Regions from separate parts of the Homo sapiens genome. Here region 2 is linked to region 1. Evidence: chromatin loops called from intact Hi-C (ENCODE). Cell type or tissue: CD14-positive monocyte. All regions are shown on one strand. Links, peaks and the distances in the headings refer to the core of each region. The heading gives the core; the rest is flanking DNA.

Region 1 (11,138 bases), core at 3,399-8,398:
TTTTTTGAGACAGAATCTCTCTGTTGCCTAGGCTGGAGTGCAATGGCATGATCTCCGCTCACTGCAACCTCCGCTTCCCAGGTTCAAGTGATTCTTGTGCTTCAGCCTCGCGGGTAGCTGGGATTACAGGCGTGCGCCCCTACGCCCAGCTAATTTTTGTATTTTTAGTAGAGACAGGGTTTCACCATGTTGGCCAGGCTGGTCTCGAACTCCTGACCTCAGGTGATCCACCTGCTTTGGCATCCCAAAGTGCTGGGATTACAGGTGTGAGCCACCGTGCCCGGCCCAAATGCTCTATTTTTATTCAGAAAAACACTGGTTAACCTTAAGTTGGTTAAGTAAAATGCCTGCTTTTTTTCTATTCAGAATCTGAAATGTCCAATGCAAAGTCATTATAATTGATTGTAACAGTTAACTAAGCTATCCAATTCTACTATAAAAATCCTTGCTAGAGTTTTTTGTCTGTTAAAATTCACAGAGATTAAAAAAAAAAAATGCCAACGTCTGTGATGAGCCCAGGTATTCCACGTGCTCAGACCAGGGCCAGGCGCTGGGGCCAGGGGCCCAGAAAGAACTGGAACTATTGTGTTTTATACATGTCTGAAAACTGCACTTAATATCACATTTTACTCTTAGGGGAGGTGAGTTACCCCACATGGGAACTGCACTAGAAGGTGCTCTGGGCTCTGTTTTTTCTCTATGTTGACTAATACTATGAAAATAATTTTCCACATGTTTATATACTATCGAAATTCCATTACAGCTAACTTAAAAAGTTGTTTCCTTTGGTTCAATACAATATAAGAGAAAAGAAAGCAACCAGCCACTATCCATATTCCCTCACAATTTGGTTGCAATGTATAAAAACATCTTAAATGGGTTTGGTTTTCATTCACCCCTTCAACACTAACACTGAAGTTACCGTAACAAAATTCCCTTCAAGGAGATACACTCCTAGTCCTGCTCTTTCCACTCTAACAGTGCCTCATTTCACATGTTTCCAATTATATTTTTAAGTTATTCAATGTTAGAAGTAGCTTTCAAATAAAAACATTGTATTTTCAAAGCTAAATTGAAATAGACTTTTTCATCCATAGGGAAAGAAGAGGATAGACTCAAAGCAGTTCTACTCTAAAGCTATAAATTTAACTATCTGAGGTGAAAACCACATCTAGACTACTATTTTAAAACTATGGGTTGTGACCTACTAGGCTGGGAATCAATTTAGAGGGTAATGGCATGGCATTTTTGAAAAACAAAATAGAAGAGAGAGTAGAAAGCATCAGCGTGTCCTACGCATAACTGGGGTACTTCCTGCCTTGTGAACTCATGTCTCAGTCACACACACCTAAGTGCGTCCTAGGTCACAGTGCTCCGTGTCGTTTTTACTGTGAAAGCTGGTCTGGGCCAGCAGTTTCCAAAGCCCTAGAATCAGAATTGCCTAGAGCTGTGTAATAAACAGATTCCCTGGCTCAAGCCTTCTAAGATTCTAATTCAGCTTGGCTAGGAGTGGACCAGAAATTCCTAGATGAATCTCATCAGTCTGGACTGAGACCTGCTGGTCTGGACTCTAGTTCTCAGTCACTGTGTAGCAAACAAAGTCCCCAATCTTTTACATGAGCCAGCGCAGGAAAGGACACACACAGAGGAGGGGGAAGGGTCCCCATTTGAGACACTCCCTCCCCATCCCACCCCATGGCCAGGCTTCTGAGGGCCCTCACCAGCAATCAAGGTTACAGAGGCAGCATGAAAACCCCCATGAGGCTGGGCACGGTGGCTCATGCCTGTAATCCCGGCACTTTGGGAGGCCAAGGCGGGAGAATCACAAGGTCAGGAGATCGAGACCAACCTGGCTGACACGGTGAAACCCCATCTCTACTAAAAATACAAAAAATTAGCCAGGCATGGTGGCACGCGCCTGTAGTCCCAGCTACCTGGGAGGCTGAGGCAGGAGAATGGCGTGAACCTGGGAGGCAGAGCTTGCAGTGAGCAGAGACTGCGCCACTGCACTCAAGCCTGGGCGACAGAGCGAGACTCCATCTCAAAAAAAAAAAAAAAAAAAAAAAAAGAACCACTGGTAGGGGATTCCAGGACAGGAATCCTGATCTGGAGTCAAGAGTTGAGAAAAAATTATGGCAAGATGAGATGTATGTGTGCACTTGGGCTTTTCTCAGGAGAAGTGTCACAGAATCCCTGAGATTCTCAAAGACCCACCAATCAGGTTCTCAGGGGTAGGAATGTGCATCTTGAAGAAGCTCCTCAGTAACTTACTGGAGGACCACTCTTCTGGGGTGAGCAAGGAGGTGGAGGAATGGAAATCTAGCTTGTCTGGTGCCTGACTCTGCAAACCTGGACTAATGTAACCTTTCAGAGCCGATGTTTCTTCCTCCACAAAGGGGAGGCAAAGAGTAGTTGCTGCCTCCCAGCCCTACAGTGGGGAGCACTTGCTGAACCATGCTGGTGCCACAGAGATCCCAGGGGAGCACCACACTGGTGGACTAAGTGTTGCCTCTAAAACAGCCATCTGTAAATGCATGTTCAGAACGAAAAGCAAAAAGCTTGACAAGTTATTTCATTTTGGCTGAAGGCCATGATTAAAGGTGTACCTGCTAGGTTACCCACCTGTCGACCTCCTCTTTGCTCATGGCAGCAAATGTGAAACACTCTGTCACTCCATTGATGGCAAGCAGGAGAACATAGAGACAGTAGGAACGCAGCAAAACAGGACCTACAAGGAAACAACTCACTGAGACTCCAGAGCCCAATCAGAAGGCCCACATGTACCCTCAGTGCTGCTGAGTACCCAGAGAACCAGAACCAGACTATGAGGTCTGCTGGTATCAGCAATGGGCAGACTGCATGCTAGAGCCCAGGGTCTTAATAATCTAGAAGGATTCCCAACATTCTATGGCATTGACTAAATAATCAGCAAAAAACAAAATGACAGGCTGGGCACGGTGGCTCACACCTGTAATCCTAGCACTTTGGGAGGCCCAAGGCCAGCAGACTGCTAGAGCCCAGAGGTTAGAGACCAGCCTGGGCAACATGATGAAACCCCGTGTCTACCAAAAATACAAAAGTTAGCTGTGTGTGGTGGGCATGCCTGTAGTCCCAGCTACTCGGGAGGTTGAGGTGGGAGGATCACCTGAGTCTGGGGAGGTCAGAGCTGCAGTGAGCCATGATAGTGCCACTGCACTCCAGCCTGGGTGACAGAACAAGACCTTATCACACACACAAAAAAGAACAATTATGAATAAATGTACAGATCTCTTGCTGGACAACTAAAAGCTTATCTGGCTAGCAAGCAAGTCTGTTCCCTTTTTTCATCAGCATGAATAGGCCTGCTGGTTTGGACTCAAAGTCAGTAGTGACCCTGCATGTTAAGGGAATCTCAGTTGAGCAGGTCCTGAAGAAAAGACCTTTAACAAAAGCCAGGGGCCCAGGACCAGCAGAAAATTACACAAATCCAAAGTGAGAACCAGTGCCCATAATAGTATTTTCTTCTAAAACAAAGTAATGCAGTTCTATAGCTAACAAGCTTCGGAAAAATCTTCTAAGCAGAGAACAGGAGGCTTACAAATGGGATTGATTCCCCCCTTTTAAGAGGGCCATAATCAAGCACCTAATAAAATAAACAAACACCTAACCTACGACCCAGCAATTGCACCCCTAGGTATATATCCAACAGAAATGAACACACATGTTCACAAAAACACTTACACAAAAGCATCTGTAGCAGTTTGATTCATAATAGCCAAAACTGACCATCAACAGAAGAAAGAATAAACAAAACGTGGGCCATCCACACAAAGGAATACTTAGCAAGAAAAGATAATAAAAATCACTGATCCATGCGAAACCATGGAAGAATCTCAAAAACTTTATATTGAAGGAAATATGCCAAATGCAAGAGCGCACATGCTGCATTTCATTGATATAAAATTACTTTTAAAAGAAATACTGATCCATGGTGATAGAAATCAGATTTCTTCTGATTTCTCTTTGTCTCTGAGGTGGAGTGGGGTAGTTGACTAGAAAGGGTCCCAAAAGAACTTTCTGGGGAAATGGAGATATTCTATGTCTGAATCTGTTTGGTAGTTACATGGGATTTTTTGTACATATTTGTCAAAACTTACCAAACTGTACTCTTAAGAGAACAGCATTTTACTTTATGTAAATTATACCTCAACAAAGGGAGAAAAAAAACTCCCAAAAAAAACACATAACCACTGAAAGAAAAGGAGGGGGACTGAAGTTCCGGAGTCTCAGAATCTGGAACTCATTCAGGGTTTATGAAAGCTGTTTAATACAAAAGATCTCCATGCTGTGGGACCCCTAAACAGTTTTATGGCAGTCACAAAATTATAAAAGGAATACTAACAGGGCAGCCCCGACGCTCAACAAAAAACCGTTTTCCACGGCCCTGTCTCAGATTCCATGTTTATCACCTCACATTGCATTTTGCTTGTCAAGCCGCTGCAGGAAGTAGCCTGGCCCCCACCCCAGCTGACGGTGACTCCAGGAAGGGAGGCGGGGACCAGGCTCTGCACCCGGGAGGCTCAAGGCTATGCTCAAGTGTGCCTCCTGCTTCTCCCCAACCTCCTCTCCCTGGCAGAAGCAGAGAAGAGTGGGGGGCCTCCTTACGTGGTAACTGAACGCTAATGGCACAGGAGGGCCCATCAGTAGGTGAACAGTGGGCTGTCGTGAGGCATGGAGAACACAAACTCTGGCACCAATCAGTGACTCACGTAAAGGGTTTTGTGTCCATTTGGGGAATTCAAGAATGGAACCAACCTTCGATTGTAGACTGAATTGAGGGGTGTTTTAAGTTGAACTGTCCCCCCAAAATAGATATGTTAATGTCCTGACCAGTGGTACCTGAGAATCTGTCCTTATTTGGAAACAGGGTGTTCATGAAGAAAACTGAGTTAAAATGAGGTCATTAGGGCAGGCCCTGATCCTATATGACAGGTGTCCTTATAAAAAGGGGAAACTTGGTCAGGTGCAGTGGCTCATGCTTGTAATCTCAGCACTTTGGGAGGCTGAAGGGGGGCAGATCATCTGAGGTCAGGAGTTTGAGACCAGCCTGGCCAACATGGCGAAACCCCGTCTCTACTAAATATACAAAAACTTAGTCGGGTGTGGTAGGGTGTGCCTGTAATCTCAGCTACTCGGGAGGCTGAGGCGGGAGTCTCTTGAACCCGGGAGGTGGAGGCTGCAGTGAGCCGAGATCACACCACTGTACTCCAGCCTGGGTGATAGAGTGAGACTTCATCTCACTAAAAAAAAAAAAAAGTGGGGGAAACTTGCATTGAGGCAGACACGTGCAGGGAGATGATGACGTGAAGAGCGCAAGGGGGATGATGACGTGAAGACAGAGAGAACACAGCCATGTGACCGCAGTACTGCAGCTGCAAGTCAAGGAACGCCAGGATGCCAGCAACCATTAGCAACTAGAAGAGGTAGGAAGGGGCCTCTCCTCGAGCCTTCAGAGAGAACACGGCCCTGGCCATAGCTTCATTGTGCACTTCTGGCCTCCAGAACTGACGGACAATATGTTCTGTTGTTTAAAGCCACGCAGTCTGTGGTACTTTGTCATGGCAGCCCTAGTTCATTAAGACAAGGGGATAGAGAAGGAAAAAAGTAAAAGGCAGAGGGACAAGAGAGAAGCACCTAAGAGAGAAATGTAAGAAATCTTGGGGAAATTCTGTGAATGTGTGGGTTTTGCTTAAGGATAGAAAAGCTAGGTGTTGTTCTGTGAGTTACCAAGAAAAAAGAAAAGAAAAGAAAAAGCAAAGCAAAGCTAGGTGTGAGAAGGATTTCTAAGAAAAGCCTCTAGAACACTTACAAAGACCCTAATTAAATGCAGGGCTAATCCCAAACAACGGAAGAGAAGCCACACCCCTACACAAAAGCCTGTCCGTGCTGTGTCCGAGTCCCACATCTGGAGATGGCCAGTACAGCTCACAGGTAAGTAGTCCACTTCCAGGGTGAAGACAAAGACAAGTACACAACTGGGGACAGCAGTGTTGCGAGTTCCACTTTCAAAACTAAGATGATGGGCTGAGTCATGATAATGATGGGACAGCCCCCTCCTTGAGGCAACGCCCTGTGATTGTGTGACATTAGAGGCTGCTCCTTGGTGATTGCTTTCTAAAGGGGAAGAGCTGCTACAGAATAGTCGAGTTCCCAATCTCTGCCCATAAACTTACTAATGCCTTCCTCATGAGGCCTCCCCACAGCTGCCAGATGGAAATACACTTCTCACAGCACAAGCCCCAGGGAGCTGCAAACCACTTCACTGGTTTCACAGCAGGTGTTTCTCCAAACTTAATGACCTTTGCTCTGGTATAGAAACCTGGCCCTTCCTCCCCTAACACCAAAAGTTTGGGCCCCATTGTAGTGGAGACTAAAACATGCTAGTGAACTTGTAAAATGGCATTTGACAAAGCCCTTTATATTGAGATGGGGCAGCAGAAAGAAGTCCTCAGCGTTCTTGTCCAGCGACCTGAGAAATTAAAAACATCTTTGCTAAACCCAAGATGAAGCACTGCAAATGGACTGCCAGCTTACAGCCCAGCACATTTTGAAATTGATGAAGTCCCCAAGACCTAACAAGTGCTGTGAGATCCTCAGCGGCCTGGTGTTTCAAAATTAGACACATTCAATACTTTTCTTCTTCAAAAACTGAGAGTCACTGGATTAAATATACCATTTTATTTGCAGAGATCAATTTTATTCTCTGCAAATGGCTTTGGGTTATCCTTCAGAGGCTTTTATGCACTAGGCTGGGAGATTTATGTGGCATTTACTATCTTCAGATGTGTTTAGTACCAAGTGGAGACTCATTACCGTCTGCCCTCTGCCTTCCTCCCTCACCCCAGAGGGAGCACAGGGAAGCGCTTGGCAAAACACATTCTAGGCCCGAGAGGAAAGCCAACAGCAAGGAGAAGTCCTAATAACTTCTCCAAGTGAGGCTGGGGAAGCTGATTGTCCTGGCGCCAACGCCCCTGCCTATACCTTGAGTGTGTGTCTGGAGTTGAACGAGGGGAACAGTCCCACAGCCCCTGCCACCAGACAGTTTTCCCTACACTGACACAGATAACAACTGTGTGTGCACAAGTTCTTGAATTTCGTGACTCTTCTATTTATGTTGGGAAATCAGAAAAAATCCAGAAAAACTCTTGTGCGTACCGGATCCTGAGCTAAGCATGGTCCCTCCGTAGATATCCAGAGCCAGCTGAGAATAGGCAAAGCCAAAAACAGTGATGGTCAGGCCGGCCAGCAGGGCCAGCTTGAGCAGGGACTCCAAGACTGCAGCAGCCACAGCAACGTCCTCCTGGGGCCAGGGAAGAGGGAAGGAAGTTGGATGAATCATGAGCTGAAGAAAACCTTCATCCTTCACGTCTGGCCTTCTCCCTTCACTGTTTTACAGTTCACTCTTCCAACAGCGTGATGGATATCACTATTTTTTTGTAGTGTGTTTGTTTTCACGTCAGTTAGCAAATGAAGGAAAAAGTGTGTGTCTCCTTAGGTCGTAAGGGGGAGGGTTAGTTTTCAATTCACTTGGGATAAATTGTTTCAAATATTGCTTAGGAAACACTCACTTTCCCCTCTGATATTTGTTCTTTTTTTTTTTTTTAAATAGAAATAGAGAAGGGAGTCTCACTATGTTGACCAGGCTAATCTCAAACTCCTGGCCTCAAGCAATCCTCCTGCCTTGGCCTCCCAAAGCGTGAGGCTTACAGGCATGAGCCACTGCACCAGACCACTAATATTTATTCTTAAATGTGCAGCAAGTTTTCATATACACTAGCCAGCTCTGTGCTTCTCCTGCTAAACATTCCAAAATTATGATGATACTGTGAAGGTACTCTTAGGAAAATATTCCTAAATCAGACTGAGTACCAGATTAGCTCATTTTGAGATATTGTGCATAAACTGTATTTTACTAAATTTCTTCTAAGACAAGCAAGAGGCTGAACTAGCTTGCTATTCTAAGAAAAGTCAGACATTTTCAGTGGTTTTGGAAAAAGTGAAGCTCCTACAACAAAATACTCCTAGATTAAAATCTCTTCTTCTGTATTTACCAACCCGAGTATACAGAATCTTACAGTCAGAGTGTAGCTCTGGGCATGTCCCAGTTGTAAGAAGCTTAAATAATTGGTGTGGTGAGCGAAAGCCAACAACCACTTCCTCTCCTCCCTATGCCCTTGATTAGCCTGGCTCCAACTTCTGCATCCTTTGGCTCTTGAGACTCTGAGGATAAGGGAAGCATTCTTACGCCTAAGACTAGCCCATGGCTGGGCATCTGCAGGGCAATGGGGACAGCTTTAGAGTCCTGAGAGGGCTGGATCAAGAGTAAGGTCACATGGCCAGGTATGGGGGCTCACACCTGTAATCCTAGCACTTTGGGAGGCTGAGGTGGGCAGACTGCCTGAAGTCAGGAGTTCAAGAGCAGCCTGGCCAACATGGCAAAACCCCATCTCTACTAAAAATACATAAATTAGCTGGGTGTGGTGGCGCATGCCTGTAGTCCCAGCTACTCAGGAGGCTGAGGCAGGAGAATCGTTTGAACCTGGGAGGTGGAGGTTGCAGTGAGCCGAGGTCATGCCACTGCACTCCAGGCTGGGCGTCAGAGCAAGACTCTATCCCCGCCCCCCCCCCCAAAAAGAGTAAGGTCACAACGAATAACAAAGGTGTGAGAAGGAAGGGACAGCCAAGAGCAAAGCAAGAAGGCCACGAAAGAAGAGGTGAGCCCTGGGTCCCACTATCATGAAGAATGTAATAGAAGAATGAAATCTATAAGAAAATTCCTGATCAAACAGAAGAGAAACAGACTGCTTCACACTCCTGTCTGTCTTGCAATTAAAGGGAGAATTCACTTGAGAGATGACATAAGAACCAACATTACCTGCTTCTGAAGTGTGGCATCCTTTCCCCTCTCCAGCACCTTAGCAAAAAATATATAAAAACTTTCCTCTATTGGCTGGAAAATTAATCTGGCCACAAGGGAGCCAAGATTATTCACTATATCATACACACCTACAAAACAAAAAAGAAGAAACAACAATCATGTTGGTTTTTCTATTTTAATTTTTATAGCACTATTAAAATTATTTAATATTTTCATTAAAGTTTGTTTATCTTGAGATAATTATAGATTCACACAGAGTTATAAGAAGTAATAGTGGCCAGGCACGGTGGCTCATGCCTATAATCCCAGCACTTTGGGAGGCCAGGGTGGGTGGACTGCTTGAGCCAGGGAGTTTGAGATGAGCCTGGGAAACACGGAAAAACCCTGTCTCTACAAAAATGGAAAAATTTAGCCAGGCGTGGTGGTGTGCATTTGTAGTCCCAGTTATTTGGGAGGCTGAGGTGGGAGGATCACCCAAGCCCAGGAGGTTGAGGCTGCAGTGAGCTGTGATGGTACCACTGCACTCCAGCCTGGGCAATAGAATGAGACCCTGTCTCAAAAAATAAAAAATAAATAAAAAAGACAAAAAAATAGGAAGTAATAGAGGGATCCCATATATACCCTTTACCCAGTGGTAACATTTTGTAAAACTATAGTACAATATCACAACCAGGATACCAACGATGATACAGTCAAGATACAGAATGCTTCCATCAACAGTACTTTCTTATACAGGTCATTAATGCAAAGTTGATGTTTTTCTATTTGATTTCAGTTACTTTGGGATTACATTAAAAGATAAAAATGAAAATACTGAAAGACTATCTAGCCACACAAACATGGGGCAGATTTTTGTGGCTGTGACAGTGAGCTCCCTTTTCTCCTCTCTTGGCACCTCCCACCTCCCAAAATGAACACCAGAGCTCTCAGGAGGCAAAATAGAGGGCCGGGGTCTCACCAGAATACCTGACACCAAAGTCATGTTGGAGGGCATAGTCAGTACAAAGACCTACAATTTACAATCTTCAGGATTTTCTTTAATCTTCAGGTTCATCTTTCATTAAATATATCAGAGAAAAATATTAGGAAGTATCTATTAATAGTGTTCACCTTTAATTAAAACACTACAGAATTTCATCTTACCCTGATCACCAAAGTTCAATACATTCAAAAATGTCATCACATATCGCTCGCCTATAAACAAAAAAGCAAAATAATTAGCAATGTCAAATGCACATTACTTTATTGTTTCCTTTCTCTCACCAGCTATCAACTTTTCCAGCTGACAAATAAAGGAGAAATACTAGGTAATCAGTTAAAGACATGTCCTTGTCCTAATGTTGATTTCAAATAATCTCAGAGTAACAATTTGGAAAGTGCTGAGGACTTTATTGACAGCAAATCTCCAAGCCAGTTAAATTACAAATAAAAAAAAATAAAAATAAAACAAGTCTAAAAAGGTTTTTTTTTTTTTTTTTGAGACGGAGTCTCGCTCTGTCACCCAGGCTGGAGTACAGTGGCACGATTTCGGCTCCCTGCAAGCTCTGCCTTCTGGGTTCATGCCATTCTCCTGCCTCAGTCTCCCGAGCAGCTGGGACTACAGGCGCCCGCCACCGCACCCGGCTAATTTTTTTTGTATTTTTAGTAGAGATGGGGTTTCACTGTGTTAGCCAGGATGGTCTCGATCTCCTGACCTCGTGATCTGCCCACCTCAGCCTCCCAAAGTGCTGGGATTACAGGCGTAAGCCACCACGCCCAGCCCTAAAAATAAGTTTTTAAAAAAGTATGTGGAGATTATTAAATGTTAATAATGAAGATGATAGTCCCAAGTCTTAAGGGGAGGTCAGATAATCTGAGCGTAAATTATCTGTGAAGAGTCCATGATTATATGCACAAGCTTATCCAAAGGTTCCTCAGGGGTGGAGACAGCTCCCTGGGGGCTGGCAAGGCATTAGACTGTCTTAGATTTGAATCATGAACTCACGTCTGAGTTCATGATTCAAATTTAAGACAGTCTAATGCCTTCAAGGTGAAGACACCAGCCAGGGCCCCCATCCCCTTGGCTTTCATGAAGTTTCTCATCTATGAAGAAAAAGTGTTGACCACTATGGAAAAGGAGCACTAAACAGTGCCCACGCCCTGAAGGGCAAATTCTCACCTCCTAGTAACTTGCTAAAAAAGGAAAGCATCAAGAGGCTAGAAGCAGTGAGGATCTTCTCTC
Region 2 (8,467 bases), core at 3,455-8,454, 150 kb after region 1:
CCAACATTCTCGCACACGATCATCTTATACTTAACTATTTCTATGAACTCCCGGTCATGGGAAAAGACACTACACCTGAAAGAGGGAGGGGAGGACATGGTAAACGAGAAACCCTTTTCTGCCTGGCAGGGACCCTAATCCCACGCTCCCAGTGCCAGCTTCAACTGGAGGCCACCCTAATCCCACGCTCCCAGGGCCAGCTTCAACTGGAGGTCACCTCAGGCTGACCTCTCGTCCTTCCCACCTCCAAGGGCAGCCCCGGCCCTGAGGGGTCCTGTTTCTAAAGCCATGGTCCCATTAGGAGGGATCCTTGGTGGGAGAAGGATGTGGGTGGACACTGGGCCAAACTGTTCCGGGGAAGAACAAGGACGGTAAGTGCAGGGCTCCACCTGCCCCATCCACCTCGACACCCCGGGGTGACAGTCCCATTGGCCACCAGAAGGGGTTCCAGGGAGAAATGGTGTGGCACAGGCTCTTTCTGTGTGTGGCAGAAGCACACCCAGGCCCAGATAGAGTAAACGTGGAGAGAGGAAGGTCAGCTGCGAGGTGACCAAGGGTGAGAAGTAGAACGTGCAGCTGATTTTAAGCCTTCCTTGCTAGGCCTGCAGCCTTTCATTCCTTCCAAAGGCTGCATCCAGCCTGCTGCGGCCACTCTCTTCACTTCTACCAAGTAAACACGCACAAAAGAAGAACGCTTAGGAGCCAGGTGTCCCCGCACTCTTCCCCAGAGCTTTTGGGGCTCTCCCTCGGCAGAGCATCCTGGGTTGGGGAGGTGAGCTGTGCCACTTGGGCTTCGTGACTTCAACAAGTGCTTCGTCAACCCGGGGCTCAGCTTCTTCACTTGGGAGAGTGTCTGGGAGACACAGTGAGATAACGCAGCATGCACAGTACCCAGGTCTCTAGCAGCCGCCACCACTGCCAACCCTCTCAGCACCTGCAGCTCTTATCTACAGGCAGGGATGGTGACACCACCCACTCCTGCTGGCCACAGGCAGGCAAGAGGGGAGAAATACACCAAGGATTGAGACCGGGCTCTGCACACTGTAAAGCACTGAGCACACAGGAGACAGTTACTTTCAAGCTCAACTTCCTAGCGGGCCTTTGGGGCCAAAGGCATACATTTAAGCCTGTGGCCTCCTCAGGGCCAGAGTTTTTCCTGCCATTCCAGACTGCCTGCACAACTGCAGGTGGACGCCCCATCCCGTGGTGCTGTGTGTGACAACTCTGGGTGAACACTGGCGAGAGATGGGGTGAGGAGCACGGTGGAGGGGCTACAGGGTACTTACTGTATACCCTGACTCTGTGATAAACAGGGCTAACAAGCACACTTGACTGTTCAAAAAAAAAAAAAAAAAACTAACACACCCTGCCTTGACCAAAACAGTCCACTTACAACCCCAATTAGTTCAACCTGTGACGGTGGTGTGGCAAGCTTAGAGCTAGGCCCAAAGAAAGTCTCTTAAAGCCCCCTCCAGGCTGGGGGCAGTGGCTCACACCTGTAATCCCAGCACTTTGGGAGGTCAAGGCAGGCGGATCACCTGAGGTCAGGAGTTTAAGACCAGCCTGGCCAATATGGTAAAACCCCATCTCTACTAAAAATACCAAAAAATTAGCCAGGTGTGGTGGTGGACGCCTGTAATCCCAGCTACTCGGGAAGCTGAGGCAGGAGAATCACTTGAACCTGGGAGCCAGAGGTTGCAGTGAGCCAAGATTGCACCATTGCACTCCAGCCTTGGCAACAAGAGTAACACTCCATCTCAAAAAAAAAAAAAAAAAAGCCCCCTCTCCACTCCCCTCCAGGACAATATATATTCTTCCAGATGTCCCCTGGCCAGGAGAATCTCTGTCATCGCTTTAGTGCTCACTCCACCTGCTCACAGGTTTCTATGCAAGAAAAGGCCAGAGAGGCTCCCTCACCCTCCAGATGGGCTCCTTCAAGAGATAATGGATGTCAGGTTGGGCGCGGTAGCTCACACCCGTAATTCCAGCACTTTGGGAGGCCAAGGCAGGCAGATCACCTGAGGTCAGCGGCTCAAAGACCAGCCTGGCCAACATGGTGAAACCCCGTCTCTACTAAAAATACAAAAATTAGCCGGGCGTGGTGGCACATGCCTATAATCCCAGCTACTTGGGAGGCTGAGGCAGGAGAATAGCTTGAACCCCGGAGGCGTGGGTTGCAATGAGCCGAGATCATGCTACTGCACTCCAGCCTGGGCAACAGAGTGAGACTCTGTCTAAAAAATAATAACAATAATGAAAATAATTTACCAAAACTGACTCAAGAAGAAATAGAGAACCTAAGTAATCTTTCAAGCATTAAAAATAAACCAGATCAGTAGCCGAAGATGCACATCCCTTAACTCCCAGCAACTTCACCAGTAGGAACATACAGTGAAATGTACTCACATGTTCCACACATTCTACAGGAAACACAAACAGGCCGGGCACAGTGGCTCACACCTGTAATCCCAGCACTCTGGGAGGCTGAGGTGGGTGGATCAACTGAGGTCAGGAGTTCGAGACCAACCTGGCCAACATGGTGAAACCCTGTATCTACTACAAATACAAAAATTAGCTGGGCATGGTGGCAGGCACCCGTAATCCCAGCTACTTGGGAAGCTGAGGCAGGAGAACCACTTGAACCCAGGAGGCTGAGGTTGCAGTGAATCAAGATCGTGCCATTGTACTCTAGACTCGGTGACAGAGTGAGACTCCATCTCAGGAAAAAAACAACAACAACAACAAAAAAAAGGAAACACAAACAGGGCTGCCCCGCATTGTTTGCAATTGCAAGACCTGGAACTCACTTATATGTTTATCAATAGACGAGGTTAACTGGAATATATTAATATAATGGGATACTATACAGCAGTAAGAATGAGCGAGCTACACTTCACAAATCCGGTATCAATATTCTCTCCCAAATATAGTGTGAAAAAAGCACAGTGCAGAAGGATCTGTTTAACAAAGAAGACCATATTGATTTATGTACAAGTCTTTTTGTATATACTACAAGGAAAACAGGCCAGGTGCGGTGGCTCAAGCCTGTAATCCCAGCACTTTGGGAGGCCGAGGAGGGCAGATCACCTGAGGTCATGAGTTTGAGACCAGCTTGACCAACACGGATAAACCCCATCTCTACTAAAAATACAAAATTAGCCGGGCATGTGGCACATGCCTGTAATCCCAGCTACTCGGGAGGCTGAGACAGGAGAATCGTTTGAACCCGGGAGGCGGAGGTTGAAGTGAGCCGAGATGGCGCCATTGCACTCCAGCCTGGACAACAAGAGCAAAACTCCGTCTCAAAAAAAAAAAAAAGGAAAACAATAGAATGATAACAAACAAAAAATTCAGGGTATAGTTCTTTCTCAGGGGAAGGGAAGATGAGGATGGAGGGACCCACTGTAGTTCCAAAAATCACTGTAATGTACTAGTTCTTAATCCTGGGAGCAGCTACACACAGGTTCATTATTTATGACAAGAGTACATCATTTATCTTCTTCTTTATGCATATACTTTTTTTTTTTTAAATATTCAGGTGGCTCACGCCTATAATCCCAGCACTTTGGGAGACAGAGACAGGTGGATCACCTGAGGTCAGGAGTCTGAGACCAGCTTGGCCAACAAGGTGAAACCCCGTCTCTACTAAAAATACAATAATTAGTTGGGCATGGTGGTGGGTGCCTGTAATCCCAGCTACTTGGGAGACTGAGGCAGGAGAATCGCTTGAACCTGGGAGGCAGAGGTTGCAGTGAGCTGAGATCTCACCATTGCACTCCAGCCTGGGAGACAAGAGTGAAACTCAGCCTCAAAAAAAAAAAAAAAAAAAAATTTAGAAGAGGCCAGGGGCGGTGGCTCACCTGAGGCACCTGAGGTCAGGAGTTCAAGACCGGCCTGGCCAACATGGCAAAACCCCGCCTCTACTAAAAACACAAAAATTAGCTGGGCATGGTGGTGCGGGCCACTAGTCCCAGCTACTTTACATGGGAGGCTAAGGCAGGAGAATTGCTTGAACCTGGGAGGCAGAGGCTGCAGTGAGCCGAGATCGCACCACTGCACTCCAGCCTAGGCAACAGACTCCACCTCAAAAAAAAAAAAAAAAAAAAAAAATACTCAGGAGAGAATCCCAGGATGTCAGGGTGGAAATGAACATCAGAAGCAGTTCTTGCTCTTCCTGTGCCCTGAACTACCCGAGCTGGCTTCTGCCCGGAAAGAACCTCTGGCTCCAGACCTCAGGTTGTTTCTTCAGATCTCTGCCCCATGTCACCTCTTCCAAGAAGCCCTCCCTGACCACACTGTCTAAAATAGCTCTTCTTCCCCTCACTCATGCTTGCCACCTGACATTAGGTGGTTATTGCCTGTCTACCCTACTGCAATACAAGCTCCTTGAGGACAGAGCTTTGGGCCTTTCACTGTTGTATCCACAGGCTTGAATAGTACCAGGCACAAACTGAGTGCACAAATGAATACATGATGTATCCTAGTAACCTTGGGGCTGTAACCTCTTTGAGCCTCAGTTTCCTCACTATAAAACGGAGGTAAAAGAAGAATCTGACTAAATGATGTAGTGTGTATGTACAGAACGTGGCACCATGCATAGAAATTAGCAATTGCTCAGTAAATATTAGACTATGCTTCATTCGGAGGATGGGGCCACTAAGGTTCACAGAAAGTGACTTGCCTAAAGTCACACGGCCTGCCAGCAGCAGAGCTAGGATAAGAGCAAAATGCTAAGAAAAACTGGTGAATGGATAAACAAAATGCACTATGTCCACACAACGGAATATTCAGCCGTAAAAAGAAATGAAGGGCTGGGCGTGGTGGCTCATGCCTGTTAATTCCAGCACTTTGAGAGGCCAAGGCAGGAAGAGGACTTGAGCCCAGAATTTGAGACCAGGCTCAGCAACATACCCTGTCTCTACAAATAATTTTTAAAATTAGCTGTGTATGGTGGTGAGTGCCTCCCAGCTACTTAGGAGGCTGAGCTGGGAAGACTGCTTGATCCCGGGAGGTTGAGGCTGCAGTGTGCCATGACTGTGCCATTGCACTCCAGCTTCGGGACACAGTGGAGACCCTGCCCCCCACCCCCCAAAAAAAAGGAACAAAGTACTGATTCATGTTACAACATGGATGACCCTCTAAAAATTATGCTAAGAGGCCAGACCCAAAAGAACTCATTCTGTATAATTGCATTTATATGAAATGTCTAGAAGAGTTAAATTTAGAGACAGAAAATTAGATTAGTGGTTGCCCAGGACTGGGGGTGGAAATGGGGAGTGACAGCAAATGTCCAGAAGAGATCTTTTAGGAGATGTGGTAAATTTTTGTAGTAAATCTCTGCAAATTCATTAAAATCACTTACAATGTTATGATACGCCAATTATACCTTAATCAAGCTGCTAGAAATTTGTTTTTATTTTTATTTATTTATTTATTTGAGACAAGTTCTCACTCTGTCACCCAGGCTGGAGTGCAGTGGTACAATCTTGGCTCACTGCAACCTCCGCCTCCCGGGTTCAAGCGATTCTCATGCCTCAGCCTCCCGAGTAGCTGGGGTTACAGGTGCCTGCTACCATGCCCGACTCATTTTTTTTGTATTTTTTAGTAGAGACAGGGTTTCACCATGTTGGCTGGGCTGTCTCGAACTCCTGACCTCAAATGATCCACCCACCTTGGCCTCCCAAAGTGCTGGGATTACAGGTGTGAGCTATCACACCTGGCCTAAAAATTTGTTTTTAAAAGAAAAAGGGCCTGGAGCAGTGGCTCACGCCTGTAATCCCAACACTTTGGGAGGCCAAGGCTGGCGGGAGGATCACCTGAGGTCAGGAATTCAAGACCAGCCTGGCCAACATGGTGAAACCCCATCCCTACTGAAAATGCAAAAATTAGCTGGGCAGTGGTGGCATGCACCTGTAATCCCAGCTACTTGGGAGACTGAGGCAGAAAATCGCTTGAACCTAGGATGTGGAGGTTACAGTGAGCCAAGATCGCCGCCCCACTGCACTCCAGCCTGGGTGACAGAGCGAGACTCTGTCAAACAAACAAATAAATGAAGAAAAAGGTGCTAGGAGAGCTCAGTAGAGGAAGTTCTTGGGCGTCCACACTTCCCTTCCAGCTGTGTAGTCCTCGGAGATTCCACCCAGTGCACAAATGCAACTGACTTCTGAGCAACCCCCATCTGCAGGTGGGCTCACCCCAGCTCCCAGCACATCCTCTCTCCCCTACCTTGCCTCTCCATTCAGGGCAGGAGCAGAGCCTGCCTGAGGACCTAGCTCTGTGCAGGTCCCTGACCTCTAGAAGTGTCCCCAGCACCCAGGGCAAACTGGTCTGTGGCAAGAAGGGAGTTCCTGATTTTGTGGAACTAGGCGACAGTGACAACAAGCCTGCCACAAGAGACAATGAATGTTGAGGGGTCAGAGCCACAACAGGGGCCGGACATCAGTTAGAGTCCATAGGAAGCCACGACAAAGTCTCAGCCAGATCCTAACTAGGTGCTGTACTTCACTTCCAGTTTCTTAAAACACCGACCACCAGCCCTGCAGAGGAGAGGTCACTCGGGCAGAGAACCAAGCCACCCCAGGGTGGCCAGTGTCTTCACACTGAGTGAGGAAATGCTGCTGCTGGGGCAATCTCAACGGTCATGCTCTTGCCTCAGTCAGGGCCAGGATGGGTCCTGAGGCAGCCCAAAAACAGAAACAGGCCCAGAGAGGCGGAGCCACATGGGGCCAGAGACCCCAGGAGGCCCTCAAGCCTTCAGCCAAAGCACCTGGATGTCAGAGCTGGGTAAACTGGGATACAACCCCAGCCACTTTAAGGGCACAAAGAGCACCAGGATGTAAAATCAGCAACAGCGGGCGGTGGGACCCCGGAGCCCACTCACTCCATCCCCAGCCCTACTCCTGAGGCACCCAGTTTGAAACCACCTATCCATGAACCTCTCCTTTCAAGATGGAGAAAATGGCCTGTAATCCCAGTACTCTAGGGAAGCTGAGGCAGGTGGATCGCTTAAGCCCAGGAGTTTGAGACCAGCCTGGGCAAAATGACAAAACCTCAACTCTACAAAAAATACAAAAATTAGCCAAGGCATAGTGGCTCATGCCTGTGGTCCCAGCTACTTGTGAGGCTGAGATGAGGGCATCATTTGAGCCCAGGAGGCGGAGGCTGCAGTGAGCAGAGATCACGCCACAGCATTCTAGCCTGGGCAACTGAGAACCTGAGATAGGAAGGTTTTTTTGTTTTGTTTTGTTTTTTTAAGAGCCAGGGTTTCACTGTTGCCCAGGCTGGAGTGCAGAGCCATGATCATAACTCACTGCAGCCTTGAACTCCTGGGCTCAAGTGATCCTCACACCTCAGCCTCCCAAGTAGCTGGGACTACAGGCACATGCACAGCTCTTTCTTTTTTTTGTAGAGATGAGGTCTCACTATGTTGCCCAGTTTGGTCCTGAACTCCCAGGCTCAAGCAATCCTCCCACCCTGGCCTCCCAAAGTGCTGTGAATACAGGCATGAGCCACCGCACCTGGCCGGAAGGGCCTTTCTGACAAAGGCACAGCCACTAGGAACAGAGCCAGGGTTGGACTCATCTCCTGTGTCCACCAGCCAGGACTGGCCAGGCATTAACCTCCCCAAAGCTGTGGGTCAGAAACCCTGGGGGGACTTGTTGAAAGCACAGACCACCTTCCCTTTTGAATCAGGCCTGACTGTGATGGAGTCCTCAGATGACACTTGCACTGTTTGGATAACACCACAGTCTGGCCCTGGTGAGAACTGAGAAATCTTTGCCACCAGCCTCAGCATCCAGGCCACTTCTGACAAGGCCACTGGGGTTTTGTTTTTTTAAAGCCAGGATGAGCTGGACCCTTGCCATAATTCCTTCAGCCCATGGAAGGAGATGACCCCAGAGAAGCTCTAGCCACTGTGGGCGCTGCCTCAACAAAGAGCCTTCTGTGAGGTCTGTCCCTTCACCTCCAGGCCCAACTCCTGACAGAGGCCAGTGTCCCTGCTTCCTGGGCCTGGTGAGGTTCACTGCACACGGGTCAGCAATGGCATAGGAATGGGAAAGCTATCGAGAAACGAGCCTGGGTCCTCACAGAATGTACAAATCCTGTCTCAGTAAGTGGCCAGCAAAAGATTGGACCAAAGCTAGACATGGTAGCACATGTCTGTGGTCCCAGCTACCCAGGAGGGTGAGGCAGGATTGCTATAGCCTAGGAGTTCAAGACTGCAGGGAGCCATGACTGTGCCTCTGTACTCCAGACCTGGTGGGTGACACAGCAAGACCCTGTCTTAAAAAAAAAGAAAAAAGGAAAAGGGGCCAGGAGCGGTGGCTCACGCCTATAATCCCAGCACTTTGGGAGGCCGAGGCGGGCGGATCACCTGAGGTCAGGAGTTCAAGACCAACCTCAACATGGAGAAACCCCGTCTCTACGGGGTAAAAATACAAAATTAGCCGGGCGTGGTGGTGCATGC

Evidence for each region. Peaks named below come from ENCODE experiments on the same cell type or tissue, not always from the same donor. Only the 100,000 strongest peaks of a DNase experiment are listed, where the experiment ranks them.
Region 2: it touches region 1 in a loop (4-fold over the local background); 3 of 110 quality-filtered maps call a loop at or near these places.

Annotation. Positions count from the first base shown.
Region 1 is chr3:53,096,759-53,107,896 of GRCh38, forward strand. It overlaps RFT1 (RFT1 glycolipid translocator homolog), which reads right to left. Exons shown (of 13, transcript NM_052859.4): 8 at 10,061-10,111; 9 at 8,915-9,045; 10 at 7,195-7,339; 11 at 2,623-2,728. Among named protein-coding and RNA genes, the nearest start is that of RFT1, 28 kb to the right of the region's middle. RefSeq lists enhancers at 6,008-6,057, 6,057-6,558. In CD14-positive monocyte, for the core only: no CTCF peak of the experiment used is centred there; DNase peaks (open chromatin) are centred at 6,103, 6,593, 7,353 and 8,213; H3K4me3 peaks cover 2,665 bases; H3K27ac peaks cover 3,250 bases.
Region 2 is chr3:53,243,548-53,252,014 of GRCh38, forward strand. All of the region lies in intron 1 of TKT (transketolase), which reads right to left. Among named protein-coding and RNA genes, the nearest start is that of TKT, 8.2 kb to the right of the region's middle. In CD14-positive monocyte, for the core only: no CTCF peak of the experiment used is centred there; DNase peaks (open chromatin) are centred at 6,344 and 6,614; H3K4me3 peaks cover 4,173 bases; H3K27ac peaks cover 5,000 bases.